Regions from separate parts of the Homo sapiens genome. Here region 2 is linked to region 1. The links are chromatin loops, found by intact Hi-C in ENCODE. Cell type or tissue: PC-9. All regions are shown on one strand. Links, peaks and the distances in the headings refer to the core of each region. The heading gives the core; the rest is flanking DNA. Region 1 has its middle 11 kb from the start of LINC02532. Region 2 has its middle 62 kb from the start of CD24.

Region 1 (11,946 bases), core at 2,257-10,256:
AAAAGAAGCTGATTGGCCACTGGGGTTAATGCTCAGGATTCTCGGCTCTGTCCTTCCTGTTTCTCTCCAGGAATGCGGTAGTTGTTCAAGCAATAATACTCCCATCTCCATTAATTATCTTAAAAGCTAATCAGAAGATACCAGGAAATGCAGCATTCTCTGCGTGCCTAACCTTTGCTGAACTCTTAAATGCTTTTGTTTGAGAGAAAGTTGTATTAACTCAAATCTATTCAGTCTTCCAGTTTCTACCTTCTCTGTTTCACCAGAGAGTATAATTATTCTCCAGCCTGGGAGGGAGCACTTGAAAAAAGCTGGGAGAGGGGGATGGGGAATAGGGAGACTGAGGGAGAGGGTTAGTTATTTAATAGTCTGAAAGTCAATGGAATGTTTGTTTTACCATCTCATTTTGAGATTTTTCTTGTTGACATGAAGAGTTAGATTTTTTGAGGATGAAACAACAAAATTATTTAGAAGCAAAGGAGAGCAAAGACTGAGCAGGCCACGATTTAGAATATTAGCAATGACTTTTGAAGTCAGAAGGGTAGTAAGATAAATGAAGGTAGTAAGATGACTGCCTTTGTAAATCTGGCTCACTTGCAATTCTGTCTTAAACTGTGAGAACATCAGTTATGCAGCAGAGTTGAAGGCACTGGAAGGGAGTAAGGCCTTGGGCCCATGGAAGCAATGGTATCAGGTTTAACTGTCTTCTGGGCTCTTGAGGCCAATAGACCTGGCACCTACCAGTCTGGGCTCTGCCACTTTCTAGTTGTATGACATTGAGCTATATCTCTCAAAGCTTTAGTCTCCTTGACATAATAATGGTGCTATTAGTCAAGCCAGGCTAAGCCATGCTGCTATATTTCCACTCAATAATGAATAATTAATTGTAAATTCATTCAGCATTTTAGAGTTTACTATCTGAATTTCAGGAAATAATCCAAACCAGGATTCAAGCACAGGTTTGTCTACTCAAAATCCCTTTGTTGTTGTATTACATCTCACTGATCTTACAGAGGAAGTCATAGGTACCATAAACAGCTGCTGCTCAACCAGACTGAAGGCAAAGTAATTATCTTGGATAGTTCTGGTGCAGCCTTTTTGGAAAAATAAACAAAAGAAAATTTACTTATGTGACATATCCTACCAAGCACAATTTCTGGAAAGTGCTCATTACCCTTTGCTAATTGGAAAAAAAAAATCATTTTTTTTTTTTACATTGCTTAGACTTATTTTGCATAATCTAGACTCATATGGGCCTTGGGCTTGTAAAGATAAAGGCTGAGAATGTATAAGAGCACCTAAGTGGGAGGGGCACCTGGGTTCTTTCGGTCATGCAGCAGAAGCCTGGCCCTCTTCCTCTGCACCCTGCATTACTATCTAAACCCTCTCACTGTGGCCACAGGGGCCATTGCCTAGTGAGTAGAAGTGGGCACTGATCTGGCTATAGTATTGCTAAGCCAGATCTTAGCTACCCAACCCTTCTCAGCTCTTCTTTTTGCCTAACCTGCTCCAAGGCAGTGCTTTTTAGACTTTAATGTTTGTGCAGAGCTTCCAGGGATCTCGTTAAAGTGCAGATTCTGATTCAGCAGGTCTGGATTTGGGTCTGAGATTCTGAAATTGTATCAGGCTCCTGGGAGGTGCCAATGCAGCTGGTCCTCAGACCACATTTTGATTACAAAATAACATTTATCAGCTTTTCAATCCAGAGCAAATGGAGCATCTTGAAGTCTTACAGTTCTAAAAGAGACTTTAAAAAAATAATAATATAATGGCGCCAGGTGTGGTGGCTTATGTCTATAATCCCAGCACTTTGGGAGGCTAAGGTGGGTGGATCACTTGAGCCCAGGAGTTTGAGATGGGCTCGAGTGGGCAACATGATGAAACCCTGTCTCTACAAAAAATACCAAAAATTAGGAGGGTGTGGTGGTACACACTTGTCCCAGTTACTCGGGAGGCTGAGGTGAGAGGATTGCTTGAGCCTGGGAAGTCAAGGCTGCAGTGAGCCGTGATTGCACCACTGCACTCCAGCCTGGGCAATAGAGCAAGACCCTGTCTTAAAAAAAAAATAATAATACAATAATGAATTCTACCAGCCATGCACAAATAATTTACTTAAATAGTCTACTCTTTAAAGATACTCTTCTCCTCAGAGAGTGTCAGTGTACTGTGTCCTGTGCAGTCAGAGTCAGCTGCCATGCCAGGATTTTTTGCTGGACTCTTTTACCCTGTGTTTTATTTCCACATGTGCTTATATCAGTTTTTGCCTAGTGCTTCAAATGTAGGTCTCTTAGAGAGCAGTGCCTCTAATCTGATCTCCACGTTAACCCTCGGCTGCTGATGGATGGAAAATGAGCCTGGCGGAGCACTATGAGATGAAGGGCTGGTATTCTTCTGTCTGCCACTCACCGTGAGCTCTGGCCTTGGCAGCTGCCTGCAGTTGTAAAGTCTGGCTCATGAAACCATGGTTTCCTGACCAGGTCCCCTTTCCTTCACACTGGAAACAAGCTTCATCCAGCACCTGACGGGGCAGGATCTATTCACAGCTTCCTCTATCTGGTTGCTTCTGTGAGGCCATGGGCTTCAGCTGACAGCAGGCGCTCTGGAACTTTAGCCCCCCGGGTTTTCCATATTTTTGTTTCCTTCCCAGCAGAAGGCAGGAGGGCTGGATCAAGCAACCACTGTCCTACTCCTGTCAGTCAGACATTAACATCCCTTCACAGGCTAGTATGAGAAGTTCTTTTACCCACGTCCCCTTGTCCCCTCCACTTCCCCCCAGCTGTGAATAGCTGAAAGGCAGCCAGAAGTTAGAAGCCCCTCACAGAGAAATCTGCAAGATTGCTTTATGGACGTTACCCAGGTGTTACTTTCTTACTGAGTCTCAGAGCTGTAATCAAATGCCTTCTGATGATATTCATCGTGCAGATTCGGGAAGCTTTGTGGGTCTCACTGGTATCCCACAAAGGGATGGTAAAGGAAGGGTATGAAATGAATGTGCCATTTGGTCTTTATCCCCCTTGCTCGCATCTGGGTGCCATGGCAACCACCTCACTCTGGAGAGGGGTCTACCAGGGGCCTTCCTATACGTCAGCCACAGCCTTGAAGGGCTGCTTCAGGGACAAGACAATTTTAAAAGAGTTTCCCATCAATCACCAAGACCTGTCATTTTCTTCTTCAAAATGCTTTTTGCATGCAGCTCCTCCCCCGCTTTGCCCGCTTGCTGGCATCTCGATCCAGCCCTCTCACCCGCACCCCCTCTTCCTGTGCCTTGAGGCCTGCGCTCCTTCTGCACATGCTTGTAAGAAAGAGCTCCCTAAAGCATTGCTCTCCTTGGGCCGTTCCTCCACTTGGAAATCTAAAATAGCTTCACATTGCCTTGGAGATCCAGCAAGAATACTCCTGCTTGTTTCCAGGCGCTCTGCAATCTGGTGTTCCCATTGTCATTCACTTCCCATCTCTTCAGTGGTGGCTTGGGTCAGCCTGCCTTCCCTGCTCTCCTCTCCTTGAGGCGGGAATTCCAGGCCCAGGGGTGTTTCCTCACCCCGGTTTTGTTCTTCAGATACTCTCAAAGCACCTTTTCCTTGTCCTTCCTAGTGCCCTGCACAGCTGTCATGAATGTATGGGTTTCATAGGATTTTGTTTATTGTCTGGCCTCCTCAACACACTGGAGCCCTCGGAGGGCAAGGACGCTGTATGAATCTGCTTAAGGCCACCATGACAAATTCCACAGACCAGGGGGCTTTAACAGTAGAAATTAATTTTCTTGCAGTTCTGGAGGTGGGTAGTCTCAGATCAAAGGCTCAAGAAGCACGTTTGGCTTCTCCTGAGGTCTCTCTCTTTGGCTTGCAGGTGGCCTTTTCTCTGGTGTCTCTTTGTGTCTCCAAATCTCCTCTTATGATCACACCAGTTAGATTGGGTTAGGGCCGACACTAAAGGCCTCATTTTAATTTCACTGCCTCTTTAAAGGCCTTATCTCCAAATGCAGTCACATTCTGAGGTACTGGGTGATTTGGGCTTCAACATATGAATTTTGAGGAGACATAATTCGGCCCATAAGAGGCTCAATCCTCTCTGGCTCATGTACCTGCAGCACAGGTACATGTCTGGACATGGAAGGTAGGACTCAGCACAGGTTTGTGCCCGGAATGATGCCTGTCTCTGAGGTGTCCTGCTCCTCACCCGCCAGTCCTTCCAGGCTCAGGTCCAGCCCTGCCCCACATGAAAGCCCTTCTTAAGCCCTGGGCGACTTTCTTCTCAGAATTTCTCCAGTTTGCACATATGCAGTCTCATCTTGCTAACTCTTTCAGGAGTTTTAGCTTTGACCCCTTAACTAGCATAGACCACTGGGCTGTTCCTCCCACAGATCAGCCAACAAAGGGGCTGCTCTCAAACAAACTCCCCTCCCCCACGTGAATGATGCTTTTTCCCTTTGGAAGGATCTGGATCCATCATTGATTAAAATCTTCACGAGGAGGTCTTTGAGGGAGGACGGCCAGTTCCAGGGAGTGGCCCCTCTCAAAATCACCTGGCCTTCCGGAGTGAGCTGGAATCGAAGCTGAGAGTTTGGGTACTTGAATCCACAAACTATTAGGTTGGTGCAAAAGTAAATGTGGTTTTTGCATTAAGAGCAATGGCAAAGATGGCAATTACTTCTGTACCAACTTAATATGTTTCTTTTGTCCTAGAAATAATCACAGACCAAGATGAGAAACACAATCTGCTCATCAGCCTTTCCCAAATAATGGATTGAAACATTTTACTAGCTCAAAGCATTTCAAATCTGTATGGAGATTTTGTTTGGTTTCTAACCATTATTCTCTTGCCAGGCTGGGGAGCAAGTCTTCTGAGATTTAAAGAGTTAAGACTGGTTATGTCTACACATCCCCGGATAACTTAATTATTGACCCAGCTTGTAAATCATTCATAGCTTTCCAGAGATATCTATATACTTCTGCTGGCAGCAAATGAAATCCTGGGCTATTTGTGGAATGGTGGTTGGGGTCAGGGAGAGTGTGAAAAATTAAGAATAACAACACTTCCTTTCCTTCCTGAACTTTAATTGCCCCTTTAAATAAAGCCAAGGCTTTCTTCCTTTGCCACCTTCTCAGAGCACCTCAGTTAACTGCCAAGAAGGCTCTGGTTTCACTTGCCATTCTCCATGTCATGCCACTCAAGGATACTAGGTGACTTTGGTTTCATTTAGGAGTGAAGTCGCTGGGATCAGCCGTCTTGCCTGGAGTCCCCCTGGGTTACAGCCAGGGCTTTAGGAATGCAACATCTTACATTTTAGGTAACTCTTCTAATCCTGTCCCTAAGGGGCTGGATAAGAAATGATGGCTTTCAGCTGGCCTGCCAGTGAGGCATCTAGGCGGGTTTGTGGTTAACCAAGGCCACACACCCAGTGAGCAACAAGATGGGGTTTAATGGTAGCTGTGTCTGGTGGGGGCCACACCTCTGTGGTGTCTGGTGTCAGCCAGGCCTGCGTACTTTCAAATCAGAGGAGAGGTCCGGTCAGGGTTCCCAGGCTGCAGGGTCAGGTCCAACGCCTGTGAAAACAGACACCCAAATAATCAAAGACCTGCATTCCTGTGTCTAAATAGCAGCTAATCCTCACTCCTTTGAAGGAGCAGAAACCACAGGTGACAGTGAAGCCGTCAGTAGAATCAGCCACCTGGTTTGTTTGTCCCCAAGTCCTATAGTTCTCGGAGCCCAAAGGAACCTTAATAGCGTCTCAGTCCATTTTACAGACAAGAAAAATACAGGGTCAGAACACTTTTATTGCAAATTAATACAACCTGGAAAAAGGCTATTTTATTCAAACCAGAAAAGAAATTAATGTCAAGAGACTTTTTTTTTTTTTTTTTGGAGTTTCGCTCTTGTCAGCCAGGCTGGAGTGCAGCGGCGCAATCTCGGCTCACCGCAACCTCTGTCTCCCGGGTTTAAGTGATTCTCCTGTCTCAGCTTCCCAAATAGCTGGGATTACAGGCGCCCGCCACCACACCTGGCTAATTTTTGTATTTTTAGTAGAGATGGGGTTTCACTATGTTGGCTGGTCTCAAACTCCTGAACTCAGGTGATCCACTCACTTCGGGCTCCCAAAGTGCTGGGATTACGGGCATGAGCCACGGTGTCCGGCCGCAAGAGACTTTTTAAGGTAAACAGTTGAATATTTTAAATGCCAAAAGCTGATGTCGTAATTTATTAAAGCCAGAGGCAAATCTTTCTCAACTTGTTCAGTCAACACAGTCCAGTTTCTAGTCAGTTTCAGCTGAGTGTGTCTGGAAGCACATTTTCCCTCTGGGGAAAACTACTGGCCTAGCTGGGCCGCTCCTTAGGGCTTTAGAGTTGTCTCTTTGTTTTCCTTGAATGTGTAGTGGCTCATTGGTGTGGGGTGGGGAGGAATTCAGACGAGGAGATCTGCAGGGGAATTTTCAATAAGCTTTGAGTGTTTTATAGGCATCCTTGCAGACCACACTATAAGATGTGGCTTTGTGACCACCCATCCCCTTACAGAGGCTTCTAAGAGGCTGAGATTTCAAAATCAAACTTCACAGGCAGGCGGACTCAAAGCCTCGCATCAACCAGCCACACACCACCTTTCTCAACAACCTCATTTTGCACCTTTGGAGAACATCTGTTAGAATCAAGCAAACCCTTTTCCCAAATTCTACTCTTGCTTGTTACCATTTCTGGCCAGTTGTTTTTACATGTTATTTTATTTAATATTCATAAAAATCCTACAAGGTAGGTTTTATCATCTCCAATTTTCATATGAGGAAACTCAAGCTCTGCACAGGTGAGCAGCTTTCTCAAGCTGCATAATTAGTAGCATCACCAGTGTTGTCTTCATTCCATGATGCCATTTAGCAAAGCACAGTACCCTATAATTTTTAAAAAGACTCTCTTGACCCTAGTGTAGAACTCTGTTTGGATAAACAGATGACCAGAGAATGTGGCTTGTATCAGGAGACTTCACACTGCAATTTTAGAGTCCTGTACCTGTAACCTGTGTGTGCGTATGTGTATACACATTACTATTGCCATTTCTTCTTCTCATCAGTTTCCCACCAGGATGAAGTCTTTGTCTGGCTTGAGGATGAAGTCTCTATCTGAAGGCTGCAGAGCTTTGTCTGTTTGCTGGGGAGAGCTGTGGGCCTTTGAAGTATACCTCTGTGCTGAATTGTTTTGGGGCAGGGGTAGGCTTGTGGGGTAAGGGGAGAATCTTGTTTACTCACACTCACAGTCCCAGAGACTGTGCATCTTGCCCTGGCTCAACCAGTTCACAGAGGCCTGGATGAGCTTTATGCAAGAGAGGTCTTTATGGAAACACAGACGAAAAAAGCTGCCTGAACACATGCCAGAAATGCCACTTCAGGCTGTTAGGTTCTTGCTCTTCTCTCTCTGTGCGCCTTTTTGGCTTTGAGTAATTTGAAGGGGCTCCAAACCCCAGTTCCTTACCAGGCCTCTTTCCCCCACCAGTTTCAATGCTTCTGCCAAACTGAAAAGGTGAGCCCAGCAACCCTCTTTCCTCAAGCAGTCCTGCTCCATCCCAGCTACATTCTAGGTCAGGACACTAAAAACCCACCCCAGAGTGGATGTACAAGAACAATATTTTACTCAACATTTTGGCTTTTTAAAATTAAACTTAGATGAAAACTGGCTTTACAGATGTTGGAACACTGGTGTGGCCCTAAGAGCTGGCTTAGTTGGGGTTTATGAGGCTTATATGAGATGATGTTTTCCCATGCCTGAGTTAGGGTGTAGTCTTTACATGAGGGAAAAAATTCTTCTATCTGACCGTGCTGCAAATGATCTAACACTAAGTCTATTGTTCACACTGTCAAAATTAAGAAATATAATTGTATTCATGTTGGGATTTATAATTTATTATTTTATTGTTATTTTTGTTTGTCACATTTATTAATTCAAGTTTTATGTTGCCTCATCTTAACTTTAAAATGTGCTGTTGCTGGGCACAGTGGCTCACGCCTGTAATCCCAGCACTTTGGGAGGCCAATGCGGGTGGATCATCTGAGGTCAGGAGTTCGAGACTAGCCTGGTCAACATGGTGAAACCCCGTCTCTACTAAAAATACAAAAAAAATTAGTGCGCCATGGTGCTGGGCGCCTGTAATCCTAGCTACTCTGGAGGCTGAGGCAGGAGAATCGCTTGAACCCTCCGCCGGGAGGTGGAGGTTGCAGTGAGCCAAGATTGCGCCATTGCACTCCAGCCCGGGCAACAAGAGTGAAACTCTGTCCCAAAAAGACAAACTAACAAAAAATAACAAAAAATGTCCTGTTTAATAACTCATACTTACTCTCTTACGATAAGGAAATCATACGTCAACCAACAAAAGATGGTTGAAAGGTGAGTTGTTGTTTTTTTTATTTTTGTTTTTTTAGGAATGTGTGGCCGTATATTCATTTGAGCCTCTGAATTGGGCTCCCTATCCCTGGTTTTGGTGTAAATTAAGTTCCCTTATCACTGTCTGGCAGAGAGGGAGCTAAATGGAATAAAGATGGGAATGTCTGCTGGCTTCCTCCCTTTCCCAGATAACCAAAAACTCACGCTATAATGGTCTGCCAAATTTCCTCCCTTCTTTCCTCTCCCAAAGAGGACGTGTTTTTATTCCCTTTTTAATCACGGGGAGAGAGGCAATATCAACGACTATAGTCAAAGGATAGACATAAGAGAGGAAGTAAAGAGAGGAAAATGCAAGTGCGGAGCTCAGCCTAGAGAAAGCCTTCGGGAAATTGTGATGAGGGACACCTCAGAACAAATGCAGCACATATGAGTGAAATGGGTGCAGAAGAAAGGGAAATTCATAAGTGTTGCTGTATGCTCTATGTTTGCCTTCTCTTTGTGGTTTCCCAGAATCTCAAAATAAATAATTTGAGTCTTTGAAATTCCTTCTTGTGTCAGGCTGTATTCCTTGACTACCATCTTGAGACTGAACTATTTGGATCCTGCCTTTATACAGGTTATACCCCAGAAATATTCCTGTGTCCCCGCTTTTCTGAGGCTTTCTACTTCGCCCCATTCAGAGGTACAATATTATATTTCATGGCATCAGGATTTGGCTATCCTGCAGTAGATCACAGTAATTTGGATGGGTCTACAATAAGTCTAGACACAGTTCACCTCAGGGGTCACTTAATTAACCTGATGAATCCAAGAGGAACTGTTTTATTACCATGAATGAGAAATTTTCCAATTGGAGTTTGTTTAAATAATGAGGACATGTGGAATATATTCTAATTGTATTGGCTAGCTAATATCTATTAGATGAGCTTCAAAATATTTCAGGTTTGGGGGCTCGGCATGGTGGCTCATGCCTGCAATCCCAGCACTTTGGGAGGCTGAGGCAGGTGGATCACCTGAGGTCAGGAGTTTGAGACCAGCCTGGCCAACATGGCAAAACCCTGTCTCTACCAAAAATACAAAAATTAGCCAGGCATGGTGGCACATGCCTGTAATCCCAGCTACTTGGGAGGCTGAGGCAGGAGAGTCGCTTGAACCTGGGAGGCGGAGGTTACAGTGAGCGGAGATCGTGCCACTGCACTCCAGCCCGGGCGACAGAGCAAGACTCCATCTCAAAAACAAACAAACAACCCCAAATATTTCAGGTTTGTTCCATCCTCCTGTCCAGAGAATCCTAAGAAGCCTACGCTTGTCTTGTAGAAATGTAGTTAGAATTGTCTTTTAGAGGGAACAGTGATTTTGCTGGTGGCCTTTCAAATTGAATTTTTTATTAGAAGAATCTCCAATGCCATAAGCTGTCAAAAAGATGTGGCAGCATGTTTATCTATAACAGACATATCTTCAGTCATTTTTTCTCTGTGTGTTTAACTCGAGAAGTTGTATTATTTATGACTTTCAAAAATGTATTCTTGGGCAATGTTCACAGCTCAGTCGCCAAGAACATTCGTGGAGTCCCAGAGAGGTGTTCTGCTTCCCTGAGCTGCCAAAGCCTCAGAGTTGGGACTTCTCTCCCAGCCTTGTGGAAATGGTATGCTCTTAATTTCGGGGCAACTTACTAACATTTCATGATCATCCAGTTTTTCCTTTCATCCTCTCATTCACTGTTCAGATGTTTGTCACCCCAGCAAGCGGTTTGTGAATGACAAGTCTTAAGTCATGGATAAACTGGAGGCTTATTTGTGGTGGTTATAGTTTCCCTACTTCTTTTTGGACAGGAGATAGAAATTTATCTGTATTTCCTAATGTTTTCTCTGCACTCTTTTAACGATATAACTGAATTTTGTCTGTGCAAGGCCTCATGCTCCAATTCTTTGGCTTTCTCCATTATCCCTAGCATTTCCCCCTCCTACTTTCCCAACTCATCTCCTGGGGTTATATATAGCTGGGGTTATATATAGCTAGGGTTATGTTACATTTTTACCAGTCCCTCCAAAGGTCACCTAATCCAGGAAGACTCCCCTGATGACCTTAGTTTGGGTTAAAGGGATTATGCTTTTTTCCAGACTTCTTCGATGCTTATTTTGTATTCTGTGTATAACTCACTTCCCCCACCAGGTTGCAGGCTCTAGAGAGTGGTGTCTGGATGTCACCTATTCTCTTTCTCACTGGGAAGCACCATCCAGGTAGTCAAACGCAGGCGGTGACTTTGGTAGGAGCTGGGGCTGCAAGGTCCAGCCAAGATCAAGGGAGGTGACAGGGCCTGAAGGATCAAGTGAAGCCAGAGTCCACAAGGAGGACAAAGGATCAAATGCCAGGGTGTATATGGGTAGATGTGAAATCCAGGGGGCCCAAAGGCAGGGATTTGAGTCAGGTCTTCAGAACTTAGAGTCTGGAGTTTGGGAAATAAAATAAAAGTGAAAGGAGATTGGGATCAAGGCTCTGGAGGGAGGAAGGAAAATGCCTCAGCAATTTTCTTGAACCATCCTCAGTGTGTTGGAGTCCAGTTGTGGGGTAATGCATAGGACAGAGAGGTAAACAATGCATAGTTGGTTGAATAAATAAATGCTTAGACATTTACAAAGATGCTTCCTATTTGAAGAATAGGCAGGATATTTGAGTGTAAGAATTGAAGGTCAAAGTCACCTAGGATTTGTTTTCCAGGGCAGAGAATATATATTTCTGTGCACCCCCAAAGGGTATTTTAATTTCTTACTCATCATTCACCCCTTCAATCAATATGCAGTTAAAACTTGATCTTCTGTTCAATCAACAAATACAAAATTCAGTTGGTTATAGTGCCTCTGAGAAGTAATCACTACATAATTCTGTATCATTCAGGGTTTGATCAAAGATGCAGAACCAGTGTAAGTGATATAGAATAATGGATGGCAGAGTCCTAGTTTTGCCATGAGGGAGCTGGGGGGAGGCGATCTATGCCCATCATTGCCCCTGTGGTGTCTACTGTTGACCTGAAGTCCTATGGGTCAGATAGAGAGACAGTTGGAATGGGAGCTGGGTGTGGATAAGAAGAAGGACAAACACGACACCACAAAGACGAAATGGAACCCACGAAGATAATTAGAAACCACGAAGACAGACCAACTGGAACCAGGTATCCCTCTCCCATCCACTCCAGCCTCAATTCTGCATGACCTGCTGGAGAAGCTGGAGCCCTTCGCCATGGAGCTGCACTATCACCTGGCCCAGGACTCAGAGAAACAGATGGAGGAGATCTGGCAGGAGCTGGAGGAGCTGTGGGTCTGGGCACACACACCACATCAGTGACAACGTTTGCCAGCTGCCACAGCACCTGCTGCCCTGCTGCTACATTCAGGGCATAGGAAATATGGCCACTGCTCCATGCCCACCTTCCAAGTCTGATGGAAAATATGTCTTGTCGCCAACCATAACCTAGAACTACACAGGGAAGGGAATTCTTGAAAACACAGGTTTTGTTAAGCTCAGTTGTCATGGTACAAAGCCACCACAGTCTATTCCTTGTAAACTTGGCATTCACACGCACTTCTT
Region 2 (11,946 bases), core at 1,840-9,839, 110 kb before region 1:
CTTAATTTTATAACCATTTCTCAAGCTGGTGGCAATCCCTAACGTGTCCATGTGAACTACAATATGTTAAATGTCATTAATTGTTTAGACTTTGCCAGAAAGCCAGTCTAGGGTGACAGGATTTATGGTAGAAAATCCTGTAGTGGCACAAAATCCACTAAACCACATTAGTCAGGTGAGAAACAAGTATTACTCTCAGCTGATTCTTATTTTACAAAAAGATCTTCCATTTCCAAAGTACAATGTATATCAAGTCCTTATATTAAAAAAGGAAGGCTTCATAATAGAACAAGTCCACAACTGAAGTAGATGTGAGCAGACATTAAGAAAAAATAAAGAGGAAAGGAAAGAAAATGATTGATTACATTACATAGCCACGCATAGCCTTGGAGTTTTTGTGTAATTTTTTGTGGGATGAGAAAATGGAATCTTTCCTCTTCCTTCATATGGACAGAGGCAGGTCAGATGTGCCAGATGCAGTGGCTTAGAGGCCTCTGAAAAGAAATATTTTCACATCCCATGGACACTGCTTTCATTTGGTTGTCAAAACGTAGTGCTGGAAAGGAAAGCGATTAGTGGTTCCCATTAGGAAAAGTGATCCATTAGGAAAAACCTCAGGAGGCACTTCCAGGTTGGAAGAACGATGCCATGGACTGGAGTCAGCTGTGATGGAGTCTGGAATGGTAGGAAAGGACATTCTGGGGAAAAACAAAAACAAAAACATAAAACATGTGAAAATGTACAACATGCAGCAGCCAAGTGTAATGCAATAGAGTTTCCTTGGAAACACACACACCGACTCCTCTGAGCAAGCATGTTCCCAAGGCCACCTGTTTCCTTTTGACACTGGCAGCTGCTTCTCTCCGCAATGGCTTAAACAGAAAACCAACAGGAATTATTTTGGCAGGAAAATGGGATTATCTTAGGTGCTTAATGAGAGAAAAGATCTGAGCTTATTTGTAATAAGAAATAAATATTAATGGGTTGGGGCACATTTGGGAATTTTCATCATAGTAATAAATGTCAAAGAGAAATGTTTTTCCTTTATCATTAGACCTCAGACTAATTTACCCAAATACAAAGTTGTCTTTGCCCAATGAGAAAGAGAAAAATAAAACTAAATGAAGTGAATAATTAAACAGGGAGAAGAAAAACAAAATGAGACTGTATTTTACATATGGCTCATGAGGTTCTCTTTGGGCTGAAGAGGATTAACTGTTATGAGGATTTTATGCTGTGGGGAGTTGATGGAATGGATTTATGACAGATGAGGGAGATGGGGATGAATGTGCAGCTCATTCAGACACCTCCAGTTTCTCGTTCAACATTTTGCTAAAGATTAGGGGTAAGAGATCAAAGCAGAACCAAGTCCCACAGCTCTGTATGGAGAATTACAAAGCCTGGAACAAAATATGCTTACACTTAGTCCTGTTTGGAGTTGATTTGATTTGTATACATTTGAGTCCTTGTATTAGAGTTTTCCAACTCTAGTTTTCCATATGTATATATAGAATATATGCATATATAGAATATATGGTATATTCTATATTCTGTCTATATAATGTATATTCATATATAATATATAATATATTCATATATCACATATAATATATTCATATATAACACATTATATGCATATATTATATAGTCATATATAATATATTATCTATTATATACATATATTATATATAATATACCTATAATATATATTCCATATATACATATCACATATTATATATATTCTATTTATACATATCATATATATGTATTGTATAAAAAGATATTTATTATAAAGAATTAAGGAACTGGCTCAGGTGATTATGGAGGCTAAGAAATCCCGAAGATCTGTGGTCACAAGGTGGAGGCCCAGCAGAAACAATGGTATAGTTCTAGCCTGGGTCCGAAGGCCTGAGAACTAAGAGAGCAGATGTTGTAAGTTCCAGTCTGAGTGCAAGTCTGAAGGCAAAAGAGGATCAATGTCCCAGCTTAAAGATCATCAGGTAGAGAGAATGAACTCTCCCTTACTGTGCCTTTTGTTCTATTTAGGCTTTCAACAGGTTGGATGAGGCCCACCCATGTTGATAAGGGCAATTCGTTTTATTCATTTTACTAATTCAAATGTGGATGCCATCCAGAAACACCCTCACAGACACCCAGAATAATGTTTAACCAAACATCTGGGAATCCAGTGGCCAGAAAGATGATATATAAAAGTAACCATCACAGTCATATTATGCAAATGTTGAATTTAGTATCATTTTAAGAACTTAGTACATGCCCTAATGATCACACAGGACCTTCATTTCCCACCCACACTCCCAAATACTCCTTTATGAAATTAGTATCAAAGAGTGAGGCAGGAGGAAAAGAACTGGACATTTACCTCCTGCCTCAGGACAATTGTTCTCCCTGCCCTTTTCTTTTGTGTTACCATTTGTTTTTCACTCCGAGAGAGAGTGTGGAAAAGGAAAGAGAAGGAGGCAAGTATGAGGAAGAACTGTCAGATTCTATTTTACAAGTAGAAGAAAAATGAAAGGGACTCAGAGAAGACTGAGTGTTCTCCCCACTGGCTCAGATAATGCCATCCGCTGAGTACACACTGAGTACTTTTGTGTCACCAAGAACACAAATTTTTTTTTTTTTGAGATGGAGTCTCACTCTGTCGCCCAGGCTGGAGTACAGTGGTGCAATCTTGGCTCACTGCAAGCTCCGCCTCCTGGGTTCACGCCATTCTCCTGCCTCAGCCTCCCAAGTAGCTGGGACTAAGGCGCCCGCCATCACGCTCAGTTAATTTTTTTTTTTTTTTTGTATTTTTAGTAGAGACAGGGTTTCACCGTGTTAGCCAGGATGGTCTCGATCTCCTGACCTCGTGATCCACCCGCCTCAGCCTCCCAAAGTGCTGAGATTATAGGCATGAGCCACCACGCCCAGCCAGAACACAGACTTTATCCTCTGTTTTCTTCCAGTTGTTTTATAGTTGTAGCTTTTACATTTTGGTCTATGATCTATTTTAGTTATTTTTTTTTATATGGTTTGAGGTGAAAGTCCAGGTTTCTTTTTTCCCAAAGAATCATCCAATTATTCTAATACCACTTATTGACAAGATTATTCTTTCTCCATTGAATTAAACTGGCATCTTTGTTGAAAGTCAGTTAACCACATGCATTATCTGTGGTTCTATTTCTTTCTCTTTATTTGAGACAGGGTCTCACTCTCTTGCCCAGGCTGGACTCAAACTCCTGAGCTCAAGTGATCTTCCTGCCTTGACCTTCCAAAATGCTGGGATTACAGGCATGAGCCACTGTTCCTGGCCTATAATAAATCTTGAAATCAGGTCGTGTATAAGTCCTCTGACTATTCTTTTTCAAAATTGTTTGCCTATTCTATGTCGTTTGTATTTCCATATAAGTTTTAAAATTAGCTTGTCAAGTTCTACAAAAAATTTTCTGGAATTTTATTTGGGATTATTTTGAATCTATAGATCCATTTGGGAGGAATTGATATCTTCACAATATTGAGTCTTCCAATCCATGAACAAGGAATGTCTCTCCATATGTTTAGATCATTCTTAATTTCTCAAGGAAATGTTTTGAAGTTTTCAGTTTATATGTCTTGCATATACATTTTGTTAAATGTATCCATAAGTATTTCACATTTTTGAGGTTATTTTACTCTATTGTTTCTTAACTCATTTTCAAATTGTTCATTACTGTTCTATAGAAATACAGTTAATTTTTATGAATTAACCTTTTGTCTTTCATATTTGTTTTATTTACTAATAGGCACAGATTTTAAAAAATCAATCTCAAGACGTTCTACATTGATAATCATGTTATCTGTGATAAAGGCAGTGTTATTTTTTTTCTTTTCAATCTGGGTGCCTTTTATTTCTTTTTTCTTGCCTTATTTCACAGGCTAGGAACTCTGGTACAATGTTGAATAGAAGTGGTTAGAACGGACATTCTTGCTGACCTTCAGGAGAAAACATTTAGTCTTTCACCATTAACTATGATATTAATATTAATGATAAGTTTTTCTCAGATGTTCTTTGTCAAGTTGAGGAAGTTTATTTCTAGTCCTAGTTTGCTGAGAGATTTCATCATGAATGGGTGTTGAATTTTGTAAATGCTTTTTCAGCATCTATTTTTTCTTTTTATATATATATATATATATATAAATACATAAATACATATATATATATATATAAATACATAAATACATATATATTTTAAGAGACAGGGTCTCTCTATGTTGCCAGGGTGGCCTTGGACTCCTGGGTTCAACGATCCTCCTGCCTTGGCCTCTGAGAGTGCTGGAATTACAGGCGTGAGCCACCGCACCTGGACGTCAGCATCTATTAAGATGACCAGATGGGCCAAGCACAGTGGCTCACACCTGTAATCCCAGCACTTTGGGAGGCCGAGGCAGTCAGACTACCTGAGGTCAGGAGTTTGAGACCAGCCATGGTCAACGTGGTGAAACCACATCCCTACTAAAAATACAAAAAATTAGCCCGATGTGGTGGCAGGTGCTTGTAATCCCAGCTACTCAGGAGGCTGAGGCAGGAGAATCGCTTGAGTCCGGGAGGTGGAGGTTGCAGTGAGCCAAGATCGCACCATTGCATTCCAGCCTGGGCAACAAGAGTGAAGCTCCGTCTCAACAAAATAAAATAAAATAAAAAAGGCCGGGCGCTGTGACTCATGACTGTAATCCTAGCACTTTGGGAGGCTGAGGTGGACGGATCACAAGATCAGGAGATCGAGACCATCCTGGCCAACATGGTGAAACCCCATCTCTACTAAAAATACAAAAAATTAGCTGGGTGTGGTGGCGCATGCCTGTAGTCCCAGCTACTCAGGAGGCTGAGGCAGGAGAATCGCTTGAACCCAGGAGGTGGAGGTTGCAGTGAGTTGAGATCGTGCTACTGCACTCCAGCCTGGTGACAGGGCGAGACTCAAAAAAAAAAAAAAGATGACCAGATGGTCCCTCCTGTCATGAGCTTTCATTCTGTTGGTAAAGACAGACATCAAACAAATGAGAACAAAGAATGTGATGTGTGAAAGATAGAGAAGGCCCAGGGTGCTGAGAACCTAACAGGGGCCTAGTCCAGCCCAGGGCCAGAGAGGTCTTTTTCAGGAAGTGAAGTTTAAATTGAGACTGCAAGAGAAGTAGGAAACAGCTAGGTGAAAGGAGGTACAAAGCAAACAGGAGCTGAGGTCACAGGACCTGTGTTCCAAATCTGGCTCTGCCGCTTTCTAGTTAGGTGAGGAGGGGAGAGTTCCCACAGAAACTCTGAGTTACATCTTGAGTCATCCTCTTAGCATGTAAGAGACAACTTTGTGAACTTTCCTCTTGATGATAATGTGGAGGTGTCACTTTTTTTTTTCAACCACTCTGTGAGGTCCTATAAGTATCTTTTACTTTACCTCAGCAATTGTTTGTTTGTCTTCTAGTGAACAATGAGATTCGGGTAACGTATCTGATTTCTGTTCTGTCTCAGGCGCCTGGAAGTTCAGAGACAAATCTGAGCCTCTGTTTAGTGACAGAGTACGGCCTTATGCAAACACGTGTTCTAATTTTCTCCTGGTCATAACCTTTTAAAACATTTTGCATTTTTTTGACTTTATATTTTATTGAATATATTTCTTATATCCTATAGACTACTTAAATATTTTATGGAATAAAGTAGATTATAAACAAAAAATAGGTTATATAGAAATATACAAAACTGTAGAAGGGCATAAAAATAAAAACTTCAGAGAAACCACTCCCTTATTACTAAGTTTCTGGGTCACCTAACAGGCCCAGCTGCTTCTCCTTCCTTCTATGACAACTATGTGTCCTGTCCAAAGCTTCCTGACTCACCCTGTTCCTCAGGTTTTCCTTCTTCTTTCAGGCTGCCCCAGCCCATGATTAACTGTTGTTCCCAAAGCAAACACACAGATCCTTTTTGCTTTAGGCATTTTGAAAAGGTTGTGTTACTGGAAAGTATACTAGGAAGATAATAGAAGAAGCAAACATGAGGAAATTAAAAAGATTCCAGAAAGTTCCCAAGGCCTTACTTGTTCCTGGTCCCTGACTTATGCTTTCTCACTTTCTTTCAATATGGCACTTAGACGAGCCTTTTGAATTTCTGTTCAGCCTTTTCCTCCCACAGTATAACACTTAAAACTCTCTTCCTCATGGTGTGCACTTAGCCCCTTTAAAGGTTCATCTTCCACTCCAGAGGCCCATGAGGACAATCAAGGCCAGACAGTGGCTGCCTCCCATCTTCATAGTAACTTGCTTTTATGAAGACCTCAGGACTTGAGCAGCCCAAGAGGATTAAACCCCAGTGGGCATTTCCTTGCATTCTGTATCTCTTAATGTAATCTCTGTGACTCCCCAAGGTCAAGGCTCTACATCTTAGGTGCAAAATGATTGTGGTTTTGTTGTGATGGCCGCTGGAAGCTCTGCAGTCATCAAGGCAGCAGTGCTAGAACCTGGTAAGAGTGCCGAGGTGAGAGAGCGGGTGGGCAGGGAGGGTGATGCTGGCATTGCTGGGGCAGGCGAGCTGGGGCCTTCGTGCATGTTAGTATGGAGGGCTTCTTCTACCAAGTTTTCAGAGCCATGGGTGGAATGGTGTAGTTCCTGGGCTTCTGCCCTCACCTCCTGGAACTTGCTGAACCCCTCTTCCCTGGCCTGGGTCTCCCTCCCCAAACCAAACAGTGCATGGATATGGCTTCTTCTACTCAAAATCATCTTCAAAATTGCCTTGTGACCAGTCACTCCAGCCAAAGAAAGCAGATGGAGTCTTTCACTAGCAATTCTTTATAGGATCTTATGTTTACTCCATCTTTGGAACACTCAGTCTTTCCTGCCAGGTGCTAAATCCTCTTTATGTTGTGCAACACCCTAAATAAACAGTATATATGCCAATGGGAGTGAATTTCCAGAGGAATTCTGATTTTGTTATTCTTTCTTCATGCCATGTTTTGTTTTTAAAAGACATCAAATTTCCTTTCTTTGCTGACAAATTCCTATCTCTTACCTTTCATTTAACAATGGAACCAAAATGGGAAGCTTTGCCTCAGAAAGCCCTATGGGTAAAATTCTCAATACTGAGAAAAATAAAACCTAAGCCCCACCCCCACCCCCCCCCAAGTAACTGAATGAATCCCATCTTGGCCAAGGGGACTGCAAAGAAACCTTGAAACCTGAGTTCCTGGCCATGATGGGATGGGAGGTCTGACAGGTCAGACATGCCTCATTATACCCCCTCCCTTGATAACTGCCATTAGTCTTTCTTCCCTAAAGATTAAACAGAAACCAACCCTTTTGAAAGACTCCACTGTGGATATCAAACAACTCCCTGACACTGCCCCTCCCTTTTTGTGGTTTTGACACACTGATAAGCCTGCCTTCCTGATAAGAGACCACTGCCTGTGGAGTGGTCCTGGCCAGTCTACAGATGATGTGCACTGAATACCTTCATGTCCTCTGCTTCGCCTTTTGACATTAGAAGGCCCAAAACTCCATCCTTGGATCCATGAAGAGCATAAAGTTCAATTACACAGGGTTGTGTTTCTCCTTTTGTAACTATTCATGACTCGTCTTAAAGTTTATTCAATATGTATATTCGGTCACGCTGCTCAGCATAAATTCCTGTTCCCTTTACTCCTCCCTTGAAGTGCTGTTTCTGGCTTCTGACCAGAAGCTACACTTCCCAGCCTGTTAGAACGGCTACCTTGCAAACTGCAACCCTTTATGAGAAATAAAGTTCTCCTTTCCAAATTTATCAACCTCATGATTCTTCAGTTGACAGTGTGTTAAAATACCTACCAAGCAGTGCTGCACCAAATAGCTGTTGAATATTGAATCACTAAGAAGCAGCACGGATACCTTGGGCAAGCAGCAGCATCTGGCCTTGTTTACTTCCCTGAGCTGCAACTAGAGGGACGGGGCCTCCTAGGGGAGTGCAGTTCCTGGAGAGGCTTCTGTGAGTGCCCCATGTCATATTTGTGTTCTGGAGAAATTTGGCTAGAGTCAACACTCAGGAGGAAGTTTTAAGAACAAAGGGAAATGTGACAAAAGATCCATGGGTAGGTTTTCTTAGGAATCCAAAGAGGCCATTAAATAAAAGGCTGCTTCCTTTATTTTAGGCTACTGGTATATTTTTACACATAGAAAATGACAAAACAGAGTTGCAAAATATTCATTTAACCATAAACTTTCATACTTACAAACACAGTGTTTTGTGTTTAATTTCCTTTGACAATAATGTTGTGTGTATAATTCCATTTGACAGTAGTATTAAAAGCAGAACTACACGGATGGTGGGGTCAGGTTAAATCTGTACCCCCACTTTCCCACTTCTCCTCTCTCCACCCCCACCTCCTGTGGCTATCATCACCACGATAGGCTCTGGAGGGAGGGAATGAGGTTCGGTGAGGTTTGGTTGCCAGGAAACCACACTACGTATATGATCAGTCTCTGAGTTCTCTCCGTCTTTCTCACCCTATCTATGAAATTCTTCACAGAAATTTAGTTTTTTGAATAAGTAACATATTCACATAGTTCAAACATCAAAAAGTACAAAAGGCCATAAAACAAAAAGATTCTCTGCCACCTATCCATCATCATTTAGTTCCTATCCCCAACAAGTAACTACTGTTCTTTCTTTTTTCTTTTTTGTTAACAACTATTTTAGATCCAGTTCTATATTCTTTCTTTCTTGTTTGTCCTTTTAGATTTTTTTATGAATAAGTAATTCATAAAGACATATTTAATTCTCCCTCACTTTTTCTACATATGTGGCTGTCTGCCTTACCCACGTGGATGTTATGTGTTTTGGTATTTGTATGCATGATTTCTTGTACTGATTCTTTAAGACTCTGTTTATTCTTTTATTGCAGCTAAAGATTCTTTCATTGTAAGTATTTACTACAGTTGATCAAATCAGTTCCCTTTTGATAGACATTTAAGGTTTTCCCAATCTGGCTATTCTGGACACTGTCTCATAAATAACCCTATGCAATGTGTTATTTCCCATGTGTGAGCATATCTAGAATACATATTCCTAGGATCAAAGGACATATATATTTGTACCTTGGATAGTGCTAAATTGCTCCTCACAGAAATTGAACCAATTTATACTCCCACCAACAATGTATGAGATTGAGTTTTTGCAGATAAGTGAAAAATGCTATTTCCTTGTAATTTTAATTTTCATTTTCTTATAATGGGCTTTTAAAAATTTTTAAAGAGCTAGTCATTGTTTCTCTTTAATAAACCCCTTTTTAAATGTCTGTACATTTTTCTATTGGGTTGTTAATATTTCTTATTGATTTGATTTTTGCCAATCTGTCATTTATCTTCTTACTTTGTTCATAATTTTTTGGGGGGGGAGAATGCATGTTTTAGAATTTTTAAATTTTTATTTTTATTTATTTATTTATTTTTTATTTTTGGAGACAGAGTCTCACTCTGTCGCCTAAGCTGGAGTGCAGTGGCGCTATCTTGGCTCACTGCAACCTCTGCCTCCCAGGTTCAAGCAATTCTCTTGCCTTAGCCTCCCGAGTAGCTGGGATTACAGGTGCACGCCGCCACGCCTGACTAATTTTTATATTTTTAGTAGAAAGGGGATTTCACCATGTTGGGCAGGCTGGTCTTGAATTCCTGACCTCAAGTGATCCGCCTGTCTTGGCCTCCCAAAGTGCTGGGATTACAGGCATGAGCCACTATGCCTGGCCTAGAATTTCTAATTTTTTTATATAGTTAAATTTGTTAATCTTTTCTTTTAAGATTTTAGGGTTTTGTGCTGTAGTTAGAAAGATTTTTGGATTTTGTAGTTAGAAAGACCTAATCTTTTTTTTTTTTTTGAGACAGGGTCTTGCCCTGTCACCTAGGCTGGAGTGCAGTGTTGTGATCATGGCTCACTGCAGCCTTGACCTCCTGAGTTCAAGTGGTCCTCCTGCCTAAGTCTCAAGAGTTCCTGGGACCGTAGGTGTTAATTAAAAATAATTTTTTTTTTGTAGAGATGGGGTCTCGCCATATTGCCCAGGCTGGTCTTGATCTCTTGGCTTCAAGTGATCCTCCTGCCTCGGCCTCCCAAAGGACTGGGATTACAGGCGTGAGCCATTGTGCCCATCCTATCCTAACATTTTAATATACTAATTTTTTAATAATGTTTTTATTTAGATGGTATTTATCCTGCGTAAATTTATCTTGTGTAAATTCCATCTAAATGAATGGAATGAAATGGAACAGATGCCTATCCAGTTGTCCTGGTAGCTGGTAGCTGGCTAGTCTCTTTTTTTTCTAAAGCATGACCTAGTGGAGGACACTCCCTTATTAATTGTGGCAGTCTCATTTCTGAGTAACATGGGGCCTGACAAGGGAAAGCCCCAAGGCACTCCTCCTATTTGCCTAATCACAGAGAAGAGCTCCTCCCATACATTCACACCTTCCTGCCTCAGAGAGTCTCCTGTCCAGGGATGCGCTCCAGTGTTGGCCACTCACCCCCACCACGCTCTGGCTCTGGCTCTACACAGGGAGTGCAGCAGCTCAGAACCACCACACTCAGGGGTGGAATTAGGCTTTGGGCTTGAATAAATAATTAGAAATTGGCTGCTGAGAGACGTCCCTGATGATTGCTTGCTCTGGAATTTTTCTGGGTGGCACACAGAGTTTTATTACCCAATTAAAATACAGCAGATTAAGTAGTGCAAAAGGAAGCTGGAGTGGGCAATAAATCTGCTGTGGAATGGGCTGTGGAAGGCCCACCCCTAAAGGCATGAATTTATGGTTCAGGGAGAATTGAGAAAAAGAGTAATCTGGTTTTGCCAAAAGGAATCACTCGTCAAGCATATTCTTCAAGGGAGACTTGGGGAGGAGGGATGGGGTAGGGGGTGGGGGATGTTGGAGGCATTGATAAGTTTTTCCAAGTTTTGAGTGAAAGTCCTGGTTGAAAGGGAAATGGAGGATGAGTGAAGGCAGCCATAGGTAATGCGAAGAAGCTCTCCTGGTGAATGACAGCCTTTTGTAACATGCTGAACACTGAAATCAGTATTTGGGGCTTTGGCAGTGCCCACCATGGCCCATTGCTACATAACCTGAAAGATCAGGTCAAAGTGAGTTTTGAAATAGCTATGAAGTAAGCTGAGGCGGGATTAGAGTATTAACTACACAGTGGAATGTACTTTTCTTGATCTATCAGTTTCCTAGGGCTGTCATAACAAAGTGCTGTGACTGGGTGGCTTCCATAACAGAAATGTGTTGTCTCAGTGTTCTGGAGGTAGAAGCCTGAGATCAAGGTGTTGGCAGGGCTTGTTCCTTCTGTGGGCTGTGAGGGAAGGATCTGTTCCAGGCCTCTGTCCTTAGTGTGTGCATGGCCACCTTCTCCCTGTGTCTCCTCACGTCATCTTTCCTCTATGTATGCCAGAGTCTAAATATCATCTTTTTATAAGGAAATTGGTCATATTGGATTTGGGCCTGCTCTGATGACCTTGTTTTAACTTCTTACCTTTGTAAGGATACCATCTCTAAATCAGGTCACATTCTGAGGAACACAGGGTTAGAAGTTCAACACATAAATGTTTTTGGTGTGTGGGGCGGGGGTGGCCATAATTCAATTCACAACATTTGATTATCTTGAAAAATAGCAATTTTCTTCTACAAATATATAATATATATGTATTATATATGCACACTCATACTTTTTTTTATGGAGACAGGGTCTTGCTCTGTCACCAAGGCTGGAGTGCAGTGGCACGATCACAGCCCACTGCAGCCTCTGCCTCCCGGGTTCAAGCAATCCTCCCACCTCAGCCTCCTGAGTAGCTGGGACCACAGGCGTGCACCACCATACCTGGCTAATTTTATTTATTTATTTATTGTAGAGATGGGGTCTCCTTATGTGTTGCTCAGGCTGGTCTCAAACTCCTGGGCTCAAGTGATCCTCCCACC

The links. Peaks named below come from ENCODE experiments on the same cell type or tissue, not always from the same donor. Only the 100,000 strongest peaks of a DNase experiment are listed, where the experiment ranks them.
Region 2: a loop joins it to region 1, with 10 times the contacts of the local background. A loop is called at or near these places in 4 of 110 quality-filtered maps.

The regions. Positions count from the first base shown.
Region 1 is chr6:106,792,754-106,804,699 of GRCh38, reverse strand. No RefSeq gene overlaps it. Among named protein-coding and RNA genes, the nearest start is that of LINC02532, 11 kb to the right of the region's middle. RefSeq lists enhancers at 1-425, 5,372-5,666. In PC-9, for the core only: no CTCF peak of the experiment used is centred there; DNase peaks (open chromatin) are centred at 5,409 and 6,239; H3K4me3 peaks cover 1,359 bases; H3K27ac peaks cover 3,534 bases.
Region 2 is chr6:106,907,201-106,919,146 of GRCh38, reverse strand. No RefSeq gene overlaps it. Among named protein-coding and RNA genes, the nearest start is that of CD24, 62 kb to the left of the region's middle. RefSeq lists an enhancer at 5,313-5,382. In PC-9, for the core only: no CTCF peak of the experiment used is centred there; DNase peaks (open chromatin) are centred at 5,296 and 5,916; H3K4me3 peaks cover 420 bases; H3K27ac peaks cover 3,249 bases.